Linked DNA regions of Homo sapiens: region 2 is linked to region 1. Evidence: chromatin loops called from intact Hi-C (ENCODE). Cell type or tissue: A673. All regions are shown on one strand. Links, peaks and the distances in the headings refer to the core of each region. The heading gives the core; the rest is flanking DNA. Region 1 overlaps POU3F2 (POU class 3 homeobox 2). Region 2 overlaps LOC101927314 (a long non-coding RNA gene).

What was found. Hi-C counts contacts between places; a loop is a spot of excess contacts. Peaks named below come from ENCODE experiments on the same cell type or tissue, not always from the same donor. Only the 100,000 strongest peaks of a DNase experiment are listed, where the experiment ranks them.
Region 2: it touches region 1 in a loop (4-fold over the local background); 1 of 110 quality-filtered maps calls a loop at or near these places.

The regions. Positions count from the first base shown.
Region 1 is chr6:98,838,649-98,841,473 of GRCh38, forward strand. POU3F2 (POU class 3 homeobox 2) reads left to right here. Exons shown (of 1, transcript NM_005604.4): 1 at 1-810. Among named protein-coding and RNA genes, the nearest start is that of POU3F2, 5.5 kb to the left of the region's middle. In A673, for the core only: a CTCF peak has its summit at 1,306 (motif pointing left); a DNase peak (open chromatin) is centred at 1,313; H3K4me3 peaks cover 1,134 bases.
Region 2 is chr6:97,465,017-97,467,841 of GRCh38, forward strand. All of the region lies in intron 1 of LOC101927314 (a long non-coding RNA gene), which reads left to right. Among named protein-coding and RNA genes, the nearest start is that of MMS22L, 180 kb to the left of the region's middle. RefSeq lists an enhancer at 1-2,825. In A673, for the core only: a CTCF peak has its summit at 1,359 (motif pointing right); a DNase peak (open chromatin) is centred at 1,495; H3K4me3 peaks cover 1,127 bases; H3K27ac peaks cover 2,500 bases.

The DNA of each region.
Region 1 (2,825 bases), core at 1-2,500:
AATTTTTTTGTTCAGTCTCTTAAAAAATACTTTGTTTTGGTACATTTGGTTGTGCTTGTGGGGAAAATAAAAACGCAGAGATCCTTATATATTTATGTTAAAGTAATATTTTATTATCTACATAAAACAGAAATGCACAATACCTTCATAGTTTGTTCTAATTATTGAAATATCTTTATTTTATTTTTAAAGATAGTGCCAAGTTTTAAGGGGGGAAAACCCTAGACCTTAAATTGACTGAGTTGAGTTGTGTGTAAAACACTTCCCTTCCTTTATACTTCATAAAGTTTTGGAATAAATTTTATGCATATACTGCCAGATTTGATGTTCATAACTTTCAGAGGCTTTTTTTTTTTTTAATGGAGACTACTGGTCTAATTCACTTTACTTTGCAAAAACTATCAGTCCCAAATCTTTCAGTCACTATGCCTGTAGCATTAAATTGAAATGGTCATTGGGTTTGAGCTTCAATTTGCTTGCCATTTCATGGTCCTACAAAGAGATGTTTGTCCCCTTTAAACATATGCAGATATGCCTGCATCTTCTTTCCAGGTTAACTATACCTTATTCGATTGTGCTGTTTTGGAGAACATCAGTGGAACTAGGTGGACTTTGATCTCTACCCATAGGTCCTCAAATAATTTGGGATCTACAGAAAAGCAGGATTTAGTAGATTATTATTTTTAATAATTTACAAATATCTCTTAACAAAGAATAACCCTGATAGTATACTATTGTGAGTTTACTAAATGATTAGAAGTAGATCCTATACATTATTCCTGTTTGGTTTGCATAAAAAGATGAATTTTACAATGGTTTATACAATTGTGTCTATTTTTCATTAGGCATACAAATGGGCTTTAAAGCAAGTAAAGAAAAAAAAAGAACATATGGGAGAGATTCAAGCCGTGATGCTAATAACAGATTGTTTCAGACAATCTTAGATGAAACAGTACCAAAATCCGTTTTAAGGTTAGTGAGAATTTCAAGCAGTGTTGGATCAGTTTACAAGTTTGCTGATGTATTTAAAGCCCTCCTTGGAACATTGGTTTAAGTATAAATGTCCATTTTGAAAAGTAGTTTCTGGGCTTATTACATCTGATCATCTTTTCTAACTCCTAGTCAATATTACATGGGTCTCAAACAGATTCCACCAAATGATCTTATCAATAGTCTGAATGAGAAGCGACAGAAAGAAGAAGTGTTTTGTGACCGCAGATATGCTGATGGGTAAAATGTTTAAGCTGGGTATAGATTTGAGTTCTGGGTCAATATTCTCCTCCACTGCAGGCAGAAAACAAGCAGCATCTGCCCTCTGCAGGGCATTTTAGTGGACCTTGAGAAGGCATTTTTGTTCTTAGCCACAGGGGCTGCTGAGTGGAAACCATCACATGTTAAACGTGCACACCATGGTTTTGACCCATGCTTTCTGTTCAGATCCTAAGGCTACTCGAATAGTTGCCACACTGGTTTGGGGAATGTATTACACACTAAGGTGGAAAACCCCATCACTGCCACTGGGAGAAATTTCTGGGGCAGTTGCCCCTAAGATGTTGGCTAGCCGTCACAACAAACCCTTTCTTTCTCCTAAGACAATGCAGAATACAGCTATCCCAAAGACCTCCTGTGTTTCTTCAAAATATGTTACTTGTAAAATTTATGTAATAATATGGGGGAGAAATGACCATGTGAAAAAGAGTTATGTGAAGGTCAGATGGAGGGAATAGCCACAAATAATATTACGTTTGGCCGTCCTAAACATTCTCGGTTCCCACGAAGTAGCCGCCTTTATATTTCAGATGGTAGCAACAAAAGCACTGTTCTCTTCCTCTTCCCTTCCTGCTCCTACCAGTGGAGGCCACACACTGGTTGGCAAAATTTCTGGTGAAATGGCTTTGGTAAAGACACTCATCTACCTTCTTTTTTCAAAAGCAACTAATAAAGAGATGCAACAGCAGCAATGGGGGAGGGGGTGGCATTTGGGTGCATTGGTACCTGCACGTATGTCTATATGCTGCATTCATTTGCTTTTCACTTGCCTTACTTTGGAGGCAGTTTGAGTAGTGCTGGGGAGCCAGGTTAAATTATCTTTCTATCACTAGTCTCTGTGATTTGTCTTGGTTGAATTTTCAAACAGTTTATAGAACTCTGTTCTACATTCTATTGAATTTCAACACAAGTTTAAAAATCAGGCAAAGAATGGAACTTGTACAGAAAAAGAAAGAAGGCTGGTGAAGTGAGGGTCAAAGGTAAAAGTGATTCTTTGGGTCTGCTTGTATATTTCAGTGAGTAGGGCAAAGGACAGTGTTTATTTAAAATGAAAGAAAAAGATGCATCTTGGAGTACTATGAATCTTGATATTATAACTAAATGGAATGTACAACTAAGTTTTTTATAAACATTTTCCCTGTTTAGGAAAGTTTACTTTTCAATGATGCATATTCTTTTAACAAGGGGCAGATGGCCATAGGAAAGAATCAGGGCTTCTGCTACCTATTCCCACCATTTGATTCAGGATGGGAAACAAGGCAAAAGTGGCAGGGGCCTGCCACCCAGCTAACAAATCATGGAATTAACTGACCCAGGTTTTCAGAACTGGTCCTGTGTTATTTTAATGCCTCCTTATCAGGCAGGCATGAGGGTACCAGAAAATGGCTTTTTTCATTTTCCTAAGGCCTTGCTTGGCTGATAAGGAGATAAGGAAACAATGAATATTTTAACATTTTTCTGGTGTTTGGTGGGAAACTGGGAAATTTGTTCCCTCCTTTAAAAGAAGAAAAGTTAATAAACTTAATCATATAGTACCTTCCTTTATCTTAAAGACA
Region 2 (2,825 bases), core at 154-2,653, 1.4 Mb before region 1:
AAATGAAATTAATACATTTTCCTACCTAAAAGCTCACCAGCTTATTTACTTGTTTCTAGCTCAGAAGGCCAGAGCATGCCATCTAAAAACTTGGACAACATGAACTTGGACCCAAGTTTGTCCAACTTAGATCTCCTCTCTGTCTAACTTAGATACCCTCTTTTCCCTTGAATATGTCTCTCACTATTTTGGCAAAAGCTATGGTCCTTCTGAATCAGAGTCATGCAGTTTATTAGGGACAGCTAGCTGAGAAACCACAAATAAATATAGATCTTTTATATCCACTTAACATTTATTTTATTATTTCTCTGTGGGAAATTGGAAATAACTTGGAGTGTAGATGTATTGCTTCAAGCAGATCCAATGGATGAAACGGTTTGCTTTGGAGAACAAGCAAGTTACTGGTGATTTGCTTTATAGTACTAAGGATAATAACTATAGCAATTATACTTTTTTGAGCACTTACTGTATGTAACTCTTATTTAATCCTCACATTTACTCTGCAAGGCAGTTATAAACTGTATTTTACAGGTGAAAAAACTGATGTTCAGTATTGTACAATATGAATTAAATAAGTGAATCTATCACATCACTGACATTATTTTCTTGCTTTCCTCTGTGTTTGAATAGAAATACTCTGTAACTGAAAAAAAGAATAAGTTATTTGGAGTGAAAGTTTATGCAAATATTTTTTCTCATGGGATTCAAGTTATGGCTCTGGCTTTTTGCTTCCATCTCTACCCCCTTGAAATATTTTGCTATTCATATTGGAATAGGCATTTGTCTATCAGACATTTGTGATCTCCCAATCAAATAAGATCACTGAGAACTTGCAGAAATATTATTTAGTGTCATGATTTTACTTGGCATACATGACTTAGAAATAGTTGAAATATATATATTTTTAAAGGAAATCATACCTTAGTAAGTACAAGAGAAAATTCAGATTAACTTCATTTTGCATGTTGTCTTTTAAACGCTTCCTGGGATCTGATTTATGCTGACACTGTGGGCACTATATAAACAGTATGTTGCAGTGCTTCTCTCCTTGTGCCCCCACTTCCCTCTCCATCCCAGTAAATCCTTTGAAGGTTTTATTATTCAGGGGTGGGAAGATTGGAGTGAAAGCTACAGAATGATTTAACACTGTGGGAACTTAATCAATAAGAGTGTTGCCGAGAGCTCCCAGGAAAGGGTGTTGTTTTCCATCCAGATGATAATGAGGCCGAGTAGCAGCAACCTCTGGAGGAGGAGTGCTGGGGCAGCGATTCTTTGGTAGTGCTTTTGCTGGTTGCTAATTAATAGTTTTGAGGCCAGTGGGGCACCTTTTGGCCTCTCTGACATTTGCAAGCTTTTCTGTGGCTTGTCCCACATGTCTTTCCACCATCAGGGGTCACTCTCAACTGGATTGGAGTCTGACAAGTCTAATTGGCTCGAATCTATGCAGATTTAAACATCTAGCCCACATGCCAAAAATCTGATGTTTTCTCATGCTGCTTCTGAGTTCCTGGCATTATAGGATCGGTGCATGCCTGAATTATTATGTACCAGCTTATCCTTCTGTTAGCATGTTAAAGAGCAATTAACTGGATGTGGTGTAAGAAATAGGGGAAAGAACTTCAATGCAGTTCAGTTGTAAATGCCTTTTATACTTAAAAAAAACTGTCAGACCATTGAGCATTACTGGTTGGAAAGCAGATTGAATCGTATAGTCAAAATTTTTAAAGGGTGAATAATTTTTTGAGAGTTGGTTTAAAAAAAAATCCTTGCTGGGCAAACATACAACGGTAGTATAATATAAATCACCCAAACATTCTTGATTTACTTACGTTGTCCCACTTCCTTTCCCAGATCTTACACTTCTCTCTCAAACTCTCAACTTTTATTTTTCCAAAATTTCAACTTCCTTATAACTGGTGAGTGGTCAGCCAACTTGCTAGATGAGTTTTCTTGTAGAGTATGTCTTTTTCATCACTGCCACTTTATAGGATTCTGAGTTAATGGCAGAATGCTGAGCTGGATGCACTCATAGTCCACACAAGACATTTGGATAAGATAATAAATTTCCAGTTTTCTTGTAAATAATTTATTTTAATTGACCATTATGACATATACAAAATAACATAATAGATATGCTGATATATTGCTTTGCAATTTCTAATGCATTTTGCCATGTTTAATCTTCACAATAATCTTGAGAAGACAATAAAGCCAGATGGGTTAATATTATTAAATTTCTAAATAAATATATTGATTTACAGAAAAATTAGATGGCATGCACAGTGTGCCTGTGCTATTGAGAGGCGGAGTTGGATTTTGATTACAAGCCACTTTTTCACCATAACATATATGAAAATAATTTGTTCAGTTGATTAGTTCATAAAAATCTTTTATAACTATGGCTAATTTTTAAAAATGTGTTGGCATAGTCTTAAACTATCCAAGGAGTTTTTGAAATATAGCAATAAAGTGATGAGTAAATTTATCTATGTGTGACTTAACAATTTTAATACCAAACTACTCTAGAGACTGAGAATGCATTTGATTTTCATTTTCTGAGAAATCTGTGTCATCGATAATTCACCTGAAGACATCAACCTTGCCATACAACATGTGGGAAATATTAAATTAATCCTTAAAAGTCTTACTTTTTAATAAAATGTTGACATACGAAAGTATGTTTAATGCAAATAATAACTGAAAATATCAGTTAAATGCTATTCTTAGCTTTTGTCTCAAACACTTGAGAAATCTGGTAAATAAAATCTTTAATTTTTTTCCTATTTTTTTCCTCAGAGAATGCTCTCCTTTTGTTTTTTTTTTTT